Regions from separate parts of the Homo sapiens genome. Here region 2 is linked to region 1. Evidence: read pairs that join two places in POLR2A ChIA-PET (ENCODE). Cell type or tissue: MCF 10A. All regions are shown on one strand. Each heading gives the region's core, and the rest is flanking DNA. Links, peaks and the distances in the headings are about the cores only.

The links. Peaks named below come from ENCODE experiments on the same cell type or tissue, not always from the same donor. Only the 100,000 strongest peaks of a DNase experiment are listed, where the experiment ranks them.
Region 2: POLR2A ChIA-PET joins it to region 1 with 5 read pairs; 2 of 35 experiments call an interaction of 5 or more read pairs at or near these places.

What each region holds. Positions count from the first base shown.
Region 1 is chr4:8,563,095-8,568,458 of GRCh38, forward strand. No RefSeq gene overlaps it. Among named protein-coding and RNA genes, the nearest start is that of GPR78, 15 kb to the right of the region's middle. In MCF 10A, for the core only: no CTCF peak of the experiment used is centred there; no DNase peak of the experiment used is centred there.
Region 2 is chr4:8,416,733-8,422,100 of GRCh38, forward strand. The region is part of intron 1 of ACOX3 (acyl-CoA oxidase 3, pristanoyl); the gene reads right to left. Among named protein-coding and RNA genes, the nearest start is that of ACOX3, 21 kb to the right of the region's middle. RefSeq lists an enhancer at 2,763-2,812. In MCF 10A, for the core only: no CTCF peak of the experiment used is centred there; a DNase peak (open chromatin) is centred at 2,909.

The DNA.
Region 1 (5,364 bases), core at 1-5,000:
GCCTGTCAGAAAGTGACATTCTCACCCGCCACAGGTCAGAACCCTGTAAAGGACAAGGTATGAGGCCAGTTTTTCAAGGGGCTTTTATTGGCTCTATAGGTCAGCTTCATTTTCTCAAGGCAATCTGAAGATGTCATTCTAAGCAAAGCCTTGGTAAAATACCCAGTGTCTCCAATTGTGTCCTGCTATAAGATAGAACAAATTCTGGTTGAACCTATGTAAATAACTATATTGCCATAGATTAAGAATACCGACAGATAGTTTTCAAATTTCGGAGAAATTAAGTAGAGAGAAAGGAATTAGGTTTTAAATTTTGCTCATAAAAATTTACCTTAATTGTTTAAGAGTGTAAATATCTTAAAAGAAGAAAAACAAAACAAAAATAATCAAATGTTTTAAAGAGTCATAAAAGATTATTTCAGGCCAGGCACAGTGGCTCACATCTGTAATCCAAGCACTTTGAGAGGCCGAGGCAGGTGGATCACCTGAGGTTGAGAGTTCCAGAACAGCCTGACCAACGTGGTGAAACCCCATCTCTACTAAGAATACAAAAAAAAAAAAAAAAAATTAGCTGGGTGTGGTAGCAGGTGCCTTTAATCCCAGCTACTTGCGAGGCTGAGGCAGAAGAATCACTTGAACCCAGGAGGTTGCAGTGAGCCACTGTGCCACTGAACTCATGCCTGGGTGACAGAGCGATATTTAGTGTAAAAAATAAATAAATAAAAGATTATTTCAGGCCAGGCATGGTGGCTCATGCCTGTAATTCCAGCACTTTGGGAGGCTGAGGCAGGCAGATCATAAGGTCAGGAGTTCAAGACAAGCCTGGCCAACATAGTGAAACCCTGTCTCTACTAAAAATACAAAAATTAGCTGGGTGTGTGGTGACACACGCCTGTAATCTCAGCTACTCGAGAGGCTGAGGCGGAACTGCTTGAACCTGGGAGGCAGAGGTTGCAGTGAGCCAAGACCACACCACTGCCCTCCAGCCTGGGCAAAAGAGTGAGACTCCATTTCAAAAAAAAAAAGATTATTTCAATCTACTGTTAGTTCAGTCCATGCAATTAACTCCTGTTCTGCTTGGTATTGGGTCAGGAAACCTCACGAATACATCAGCTCTTTATGAGAACCCTGGAAGTTTTTATCTTTATTCCAATGGCACAATCTTTAAAGTTATCAGAGTACTTCTCAGAATTCTATAGCTGATTATAAACCATGCTATTGAAAGGATTAAAGTGAAACAATTGTGGATGTCAAAAGTGTTAGAACAGCCGTAGTTAAAGACATAATTGACAAGGAAATTTGGTTATTTCTGTGGCATACAACAATTTAACGTAATAATCATAATTGCTACTGATAACATATATTGAGATATACCAGAATCACAGGAATCTGGTACAATTTAGGAACACATACTAATAACACACACACACACATATATATATATATAATCCAAAGAAAGTTAAATACCATTTCATATTCAACAATGCTTCCTGTGTGATTTTAACATACCAAATCAGCTGAATATGTTTCTTTTGAACTTCAGGACCTAATATCAAAATAATTAATGAGGTCAAAAAGACTGAATTAATCATTTAATTCTGGAAAGCTTGTCAAACAGCAAAGGTTTAAAACTCTTGATATCACAAAACAGGGTCACAGGTCATTGTATCATTCATTTATTTAGATATAGTGCTGACTCAAACTTTTTTTTTTTTTTTTAAAAAGGCAAAAACTTTTACTCTTTGAGAGGAGGCTTACTTTCCCAAACAATACAACCTCATGAAGACAGCATGAAGTCAATTAAATTTGTCTCTCTCTTTCTCTCCTGGTCCCCCCACGCCCTCTCCTTTGTTTGTTTGTTTGTTTGTTTAGTTTTCTCAAAGGATAGTTGAACAGAAATCTGTTTCAGAAGAGAGAAAGACAAATTTTACCTCTATATGAATATATCACTTATCCTGCCAAATTTAATCAAATAAACAAATGTTTTATTTATTTTCACCATAAGATACAGTTTCTATAAACCTTTTTTTTTTTGAGATGGAGTCTTGCTCTGTCATCCAGGCTGGAGTGCAGTGGCGCGATCTCAGCTCACTGCAAGCTCCACCTCCCAGGTTCACGCCATTCTGCCTCAGCCTCCCAAGTAGCTGGGACTACAGGCGCCCGCCACCATGCCCAGCTAATTTTTTGTATTTTTAGTAGAGACGGGGTTTTACTGTGGTCTTGATCTCCTGACCTCGTGATCCACCTGCCTCAGCCTCCCAGAGTGCTGGGATTACAGGCGTGAGCCACCGCACCTGGCCTTCCATAAACCTTTTTATAATCTTTTATAATTTTTTTACTTTTTAAATTTATTTTAAAAAACTAATCCCCAGTATTTATACAATTATTATTATTATTATTATTATTATTATTAAAGAGTGGGTTAATGCTCCCAGAAACCTTGTTAATCTGACACAGAGGCCCAGATACTGGTCTTATATCAGTGTGCGTTTGATGTTAATGTTTAATTTGTAGAGAAACTCTGAACTAAACTTTATCTCTCAAAATTTGTCTTTACAATCTCACGCGTCCACCTCTTCCATGATAGTCCCTTGGCCTTGAGAGGTTGAATGGTTTTAATTTCTGGCCCTGCTTCTCATAAATGCAGCTTATTTTGATTATCATCTTCTCCTGGGTCTGAAGATGAGACTTTAACTGCTGTCAGTGTTTAAGGTTTAGCGGTCTTGGTGTCCTTTTGGACCCAGCCATCAAATCCTTGTAACTTAACAGCACGAGGACTTTAAAAGCAATACAAGGCCAGGCTTGGTGGCTCATGCCTGTAATCCCAGCATTTTGGGAGGCCGAGGTGGGTGGATCACCTGAGGTCAGGAGTTCAAGACCGGCCTGACCAGCATAGTGAAACCCCATCTCTACTAAAAATACAAAATTAGCCAGGTGTGGTGGCACGTGTCTGCAATCCCAGCTACGTGGGAAGCTGAGGCAGCAGAATTGCTTGAACCCGGGAGGTGGAAGTTGCAGTGAGCCAGGATTGGCCATTGCACTCCAGCCTGGGCAACAAGAGTGAAACTCTGTCTCAAAATAAATAAGCAATACAGAAAGTTACATGGACATAATAATTTTTTTTTAAATCTCAGTTTTAGTAAGCAAATAAAAAACTTAATAATGATGACATAGGAATTATTTCAATAAAACATGAAATATGGCCAGGTGCGGTAGCTCATGCCTGTAATCCCAGCGCTTTGGGAAGCCAAGGCGGGCAGATCACTTGAGCCCAGGAGTTTGAGACCAGCCTGGCCAATATGTCAAAACCCCACATCTACAAAAAATACAAAAATTAGCTGGGTGTTGTGGCATGTGCCTGTCATGCCAGCTACTTGGGAGGCTGAGGTGGGAGGATCATTTGAACCTGGGAGGTGGAGGTTGCAGTGGGTCATGATTGCAGCACTGCACTCCAGCCTGGGCGACAGAGAAACAAACCCCAAAACATAAAATATGTTTGTTAGGCCAGTTACCAGAAGCCAAAACAAAAACCCCACCTTCTGCAGTGTGATTTTTTTCCCTATGGGAAATCCAGTTAGTTGGCCTTGCAAGTCAAAACTGAAAACGGTACTTGAATTAATTAGACACAGGAAGAGTGTCTCCTGGTTCATAAGAGAAGGTGTTGGGTTTCATAGAATGATTTAGACAGGAACAGCAAAGAGTACAGAATGTTATAGTAGAAGAAAATACCCTTTAGGGCCGGGCACTGTGGCTCACACCTGTAATCCCAGCACTTCGGGAGGCTGAGGAGGACGGATTGGATCACAAGGTCAGGAGATCGAGACCATCCTGGCCAACATGGTGAAACCCGTCTCTACTAACAATACAAAAATTAGCTGGGCGTGATGGCGCATGCCTGTAATCCCAGCTACTTGGGAGGCTGAGGCAGGAGAATCGCTTAAATCAGGGTATTGGAGGTTGCAGTGAGCCAAGATCACCCCACTGCACTCCAGCCTGGTAACAGTGAGACTTTGTCTCAAAAAAAAAAAAAAAAAAAAAAAAAGAAAATTCCCTTTAGACCTTTAAGATAAAACATCTTTAGCATCAGATCACAACAATAGTTAGAATCCGAGTAAAAAAGTGAGAGGAGTTGAGAAAAAAGTTGAAGGGGAGAGATTATCTCAGACCTTCTCAAATGGGAGAGAAAGCTAAAAATAGCATGTCGACGAAGAGTCAAACTCTAAAATATTTAAAGAGATTTATTGTGAACCAAATGTGAGGATCATGACCCCCTGGCACAGCCCCAGGAGGCACCGAGAACAAGTGCCCGAAGTGACTGGGTTACAGTCTGATTTTATGCATTTTAGGGTGTCAATCGAAGAAAATGACGAGACAAGTTTCAATCATTTTAGGAGATTTATTTGCCAACATTAAGGATCTGCCTGGGAGACAGGTCTACGCCTTTCTCTGAAGATGATTTTGAGGGCTCCAAATTTAAAGGAGAAAGGGTGGGATATTGAGAAGCTCAGTTTTCACATTAAAAAAGGGGCGAAGGAAAAATGTGGGGAACCTGCATTTTACATAAGAGAACACCGACAAAATGGGGTAGGGGAGCAATCAGACATGCATTTGGTCTGGCGGTGGGGTGGGGGGGCCAGTGTGACTACACCCGTAAAGATAAGCTATCAATTTGCATTGCCATCATGAAGTTTTAACAGCTCACTAGGAATTTACTTGTGGGCAAAATATGGGGGAGGCTGGTAGCTTTTCATCCTGTAGCCATCTGATTCAGGAACCAAAAGATGGAGGCAGGTTTGCGTGACCCAGTTCCCAGCTTGACTCTTCCTTTTAGCTAAGTGAACTTGGGGGTCCCCAGATTTAATTTCCTTTCACAGGGGAAACTGAAGTTACAGGCAGATGTCAGTCAGTACATAGAAGGTATACATTGGTTCAGTCTGGAAAGGCAGGAGCACTGGAAGTGGGGGCTTCCAGATCCTAGATGGATTCAGAGATTTTCTGATTGGCAATTGGTTTAAACAGTTAGGATTATGACTTAAAGATCTAGAATCAATAGAAAGGAGTGTCTGTGTTAAGCTAAGGGATTGTGGAGACCAAGGTGTTTTTATGGTGCAGATGAAGCCTCCAGGTAGCAGGCTCCAGAGCTCTGATCAGACATGAAAAGGTGCCAGACTGTTAGCTAATTCTCTCCTGGATCAGGGAAAAGATCTGGGAAGGAAGGGGATTCTCTGCAGGATGCAGATTTTCTCCACCAGAGACAGCTTTTTAGGGCCATTTCAAAGTATGTCAAAGGAATGTACTTTGTGGTAAAATACTTCAGTTTCTTCCAGGGCCTGCTATTTCTCGTGATGCTAGGCGAGAGTCAGG
Region 2 (5,368 bases), core at 369-5,368, 150 kb before region 1:
ACTCCTGAACACAGATGCCAAGGACACAGAAGAGAGCCAGGCACAGCCTGGGGGTCACCAGGCACACAGGGCAGAGGGTTTGTCAGAGTCTTGTTTTCTGTCACACAGCCTTGCCTGAGAGTACCCTGCCCTCTTGGGAGCACCCCGGACATCCAGACTCATCCCCAAGGCTCACTAAACCCAGGGTCAGGAAGCATTCCCTCTGGAATCCAGCCAGTGCCAGCTGGTCCACTCTGGCCACACACAATGGTACCTCACGTCTCCACCCACCGCCGGTCCACCTGGACACAGGGCCTCCAGCACAGAACCTCTGATCACAGGCTTCTGCACTGGCTTCTCCTCGACATATAGACACCTGGCTTCCCGCTAACACAGCAGGCCTCCCAAAACTCAGCTCTCTTGACCAAATAACCATTCTGGAATTTTCTGGATAGACTGGGTCCTTTTCCAAGTGGCTTGGCTGATGAAGGCATTGAAGGGAATGGCTGGTGAACCCAAGTCTGTCTGAGTCCTGGGCGTGGGCCGCCCACCTTCACTGTTTAAGGCCTAGAGGAAAGAGGAACTTTTGAGTCCTTTGAGCTGAAACAGCCTGCGGTGCTGGAGCCTGAGTCTGGCCGCTCAGGATGCTGACTCCCCTCTGTGCAGGGAGGTGGGAGCCGCAGGTCTGAGCACCTGTTGGTGGGCGGCGGCAGGAATCCTGCCTTCTATAGTCTTATCTTATTTCACCCTCCAACAGCTGTGAGCCAAGTACTACTGCCCCCCATGAAAGATGGAGAAACGGAAGCTCAGAGAGGCTGTGTTTCCCAAACCCCCTCCGCTGAGAAGTGGGGAGAAGGGCTCCAAGCCCAGCAATGTCTAACCTCAGAGTCATGCCTTTCAAGTACCACCTTAAGACACTGGAAAAGAAACACAAAGTAAACTTAAATTATTTCCTTCCTTCTTAAAGCAGAAGGAAGAAAATAATAAAAGATAGAGCAACTGTGAATGAAACAGAGAACAGAAAAATAGAGAAAAATCAATAAACGATCAAGTTGGTTCCTTGCAAAGACTGACACAATTGGCAAACTTTCAGCTAGACTGGCCAAATAAAAAGGAGAAAACACAAATTCCTCATCAGGAATCAAAGACGGGACATCACCACTGACCCTAAAGAAATAAAAAGGATTATAAGGGAATATTGTGAACCATGGTATGCCAACAAATGATATGAAGTGGTCATATTCCTGGGAAGACACAGCTAACAAAACTGCCTTATGAAAAACTGAAAATCTGAACAGATCTATAATGACTGAAGAGATTGAATTAGCAATCAATAAACTGTCCACGAAGAAAAACCAGGGGTTCCATTGTGAATTCTGCCAAACATTTAAAGAAGATCAATTATTCAAGCTCTTCCCAAAAACAGAAGAGAAGATAATACTTCCCAACTCATTCTATGAGGCCAGTATTACTTTGACACCAAAACCAGACAAAGACATCACAAGAGAACTAGAAATAAACATCTCTTGTAATACAGATGCAAAAATCCTGAATGAAATTTTATAAACTGAATCCAGCAACATATAAAAAAGATTATATGTGCCAGGCATGGTGGCACATGGCTGTAATCCCAGCTACTCAGGAGGCTGAGGCAGGAGAATCGCTTGAACCTGGGAGACAGAAGTTGCAGTGAACCAAGATTGCACCACTGCATTCCAGCCTGGGTGACAGAGCGAGACTCCATCTCAAAAAAAAAAAAAAAAAAAAATTCTTAAGACTCAATAATAAAATGACAAAAAACCAATTAAAAAATGGGCAAAGGGTTCAAATAGACATTTCTCCAAAGACAGACAAATGGCCAAAAAATACAGGAAAGGCCAGGCACGCTCACACCTGTAATCCCTTTGGGAGGCCGAGACGGGCGGATCACCTGAGGTCAGGAGTTTGAGACCAGCCTGGCCAACACGGTGAAACCCCATCGCTACTGAAAATACAAAAATTAGCTGGGCATGGTGGCGCATGCTTGTAATCCCAGATGCTCAGGAGGCTGAGGCAGGAGAATCGGTTGAACCGGGAGGCAGAGGCTGCAGTGAGCTGAGATTGTGCCATTGCACTCTAGCCTGGGCAACAAGAATGAAACTCGGTCTCAAAGAAAACAAAACAAACAAACAACAACAACAACAAAAACACAGAAAAATATGGTCAACATCATTAGCCACCAGGAAAATGCAAACCAAAAACCCAATGAGAGACCACTTCACATCCACTAGGATGGCAATGAGCAAAAAGATACTAAAATACTAAATGCCGGCTATAGTGGCACGTGCCTGTGGTCCCAGCTACTCTGGGGAGGCTAAGGCAGGAGGACAGCTTGAGCCCAGGAGTTTGAGACCAGCCTGGGTGATACAGCAAGACCTTATCTCTTAAAGAACCAGATAAATAGGCCAGGCGCAGTGGCTCATGCCTGTAATCCCAGCACTTTGGGAGGCCCAGACAGGTGGATCATGAGGTCAGGAATTCAAGACCAGCCTGGCCAACATGGTGAAACCTCATCTCTACTAAAAATACAAAAAAATTAGCCGGGCATGGTGGCAGGTGCCTATAGTCCCAGCTACTTGGGAGGCTGAGGCAGAGAATTACTTAAACCCGGGAGGCAGAGATTGCAGTAGCCTAGATTGCGCCACTGCACTCCAGCCTGGGTGACAGAGTGAAACTCTGTCTCAAAAAAAAAAAGAAAAAAAGAAAAAAGAAACAGAAAAATAATCACAAGTATTGAGAGGATGTGGAGAAATCAGACTCTCATGCCCTTCCAGTGAAAATGTAAAGTGACCCAGCCATTCTGGAGAACAGTGTGGCAGTTCCACAAGTGATTAAACATGGAGTGACCACATGACTCAGCAATTCCACTCTGAGGTATGTACGCAAGAGAACCGAAAACATCACGTCCTCAATGTGTGCAAGGCTCCCCGATTCACACCTCCAGACTCGTGAGCTCATTTGGCAGTCAACGGCAATTCCCCACCTCTCATGTTCTGGAGATGCCCATACTGAGTGTTCAACACTGAATTCAGCCTCTCAGCCCTGACCCAGCTTCGCCTCCTGCACCCCAGTTCCACACTGCCAGTCACCCAAGGATTACTGGAATTACAAACCCCAGTGTCATGTTGGAATTCCCCTCTCCATGCGCCATAACCTCAGTACATTACCAAGTCCACAGTGCATCTCTAACACCTTACGGAATCTTCTCATTTCTCTCCAGCCTGATAAAACCCTCATAACAACCTCCAGTTACTGAGCTGGTGCTGTGTGCAGGTGACTGTGTTAAGCAGCTACATAGACCTCAACTGTGCCCACCAAGCCCAAGTACTATCAGTAGTCTCCTTTTCCAGGTGAGGAAACTGGAGCTTCTTAGAGACATTGACCATGGTCATACAACTATTATCAAGCACAGCTGGCTCCAAATCCCCAGATCCTAACAAGTACCTATGGGCCCATGCCACTTGAAGTCACCAACCTTACTGCATTATGGTACAACTGTTAGAGATAAGGATTGTGAAGCCAGACTGTCTGGGTTCAAATCTCAATGTTACAGCTTTCTAGCTGGGTGACCTTCCTAAGATCTGTGCACCTTGGGGGTGATAATACAGTGATGCTGAGAGACAGGACTAGCTGGATTTCCAAGGCTGACTAAGAATTCCTAAGCCTAGCTGGGGAAGGTGACCACACCCACCTTTAAACATGGGGCTTGTAACTCAGCTCACACCAGACCAATCAGGTAGTAAAGAGAGCTCACTAAAATACCAATTAGGCTAAAAACAGGAGGTAAAGAAATAATTAAATCACCTATCCCCTGAGAGCACAGGGGGAGGCACAATGATCAGGATATAAACCCAGGCATTCGAGCCAGATCAGGCAACGCCCTTTGGGTACCCCCCCGTTGAATGGGAGCTCTGTTTTCACTCTATTAAATCTTGCAACTGCACACTCTTCTGGTCCATGTTTGTTCCAGCTCGAGCTGAGCTATCACTTGCTGTCCACCACTGCTGATCATCGCCATCGCAGACCCACCACTGACTTCCACCCCTCCGGATCCAGCAGGGTGTCCACTGAGCTTCTGATCCAGTGAGGCACCCATTGCTGCTCCCAATCGGGCTAGAGGCTCACCATTGTTCCTGCATGGCTAAGTGCCTGGGTTCGTCCTAATTGAGCTGAACACTAGTCCCTGGGTTCCACAGTTCTCTTCCATGACCCACGGCTTCTAATAGAGCTATAACACTCACCGCATGGCCCAAGGTTCCATTCCTTGGAATCCGTGAGGCCAAGAACCCCAGGTCAGAGAGCAAGAGGTTTGCTGCCATTTTGGAAGCGGCCCACCACCATCTTGGGAGCTCTGGGAGCAAACACTCATCGGTAACATTTGCTGGGCTCGTATGGGGATTCTCCAAAGCGGTGAGTAATATTGAACCACTTTCACTTGCTATTCTGTCCTACCCTTCCTTAGAATTGGAGGAAAATACTGGGCACCTGTTGGCTGGTTAAAAATGATTAATGTGGCCACCGGACTTAAGACTCAGGTGTGAGGCTTTCTGGGAAAAGGCTTTCTAACAATCCCCAACCCTTTTGGGTTGGGAGCATTGGTCTGCCTGGAACCAGCTTCCACTTTTACAGTTTTCTTGGGGAAGCAGAGGGCTGACTAGAGGCAGAAAGCTGTCGTCCCAAATTCCCGGCATTGGCCGGTCAAGATCATGGCGCAGCCAGAAGTCTCTACTCAACAGTTGCCCATGCGTGCACCCCTATCTCTCCTTCTGGCCCATACCTCCTGGGTCCTAACCATGACTTTCTTGAAAGTGTAGCCCCAAAATTCTCCTTACCTCTGAATCTACTTCCTCTGATCCCTGCCTCCTAGGTACTAATGCTTCAGACTCACTTCCTCTCCCAAGTATTAGAGCAAGTTGTATCTCCAAAGGGATCTAAGGAAGCTCTACGCTGTGTCCTTAAGCACCTAGGGTATGAACCCAGGGAGTCTTGTCCCTGGTGTCCCTCCCAATTTAGATATACAGCTCTCGACATGGGAAGTTATGTGGGACCTACCACCCTTGCCAGGGCCCCAAGTTTGTAAATGGCTAGGAGGATTGCTCTCCCATTGTGTAAGATGCTCTCCTCCCCCAATTTCTACCCAGCTTACCTCCCCCACTGCAATACAATCTCTAAGCCTAGACTCCTTGGCCAGGGCCTTAGAATTGATGACCCAGTACTTTAACAACTGGAACTGTGTCTACGACAACAGAATAGATCAGGAAGAAAGCGAATTGAGTAAATTAAAGGGAGGCGCATATTCCTATAGAGGCAAATGGGGGCAACGAGCGAACATTCTTCCGCTGTGTTCCCA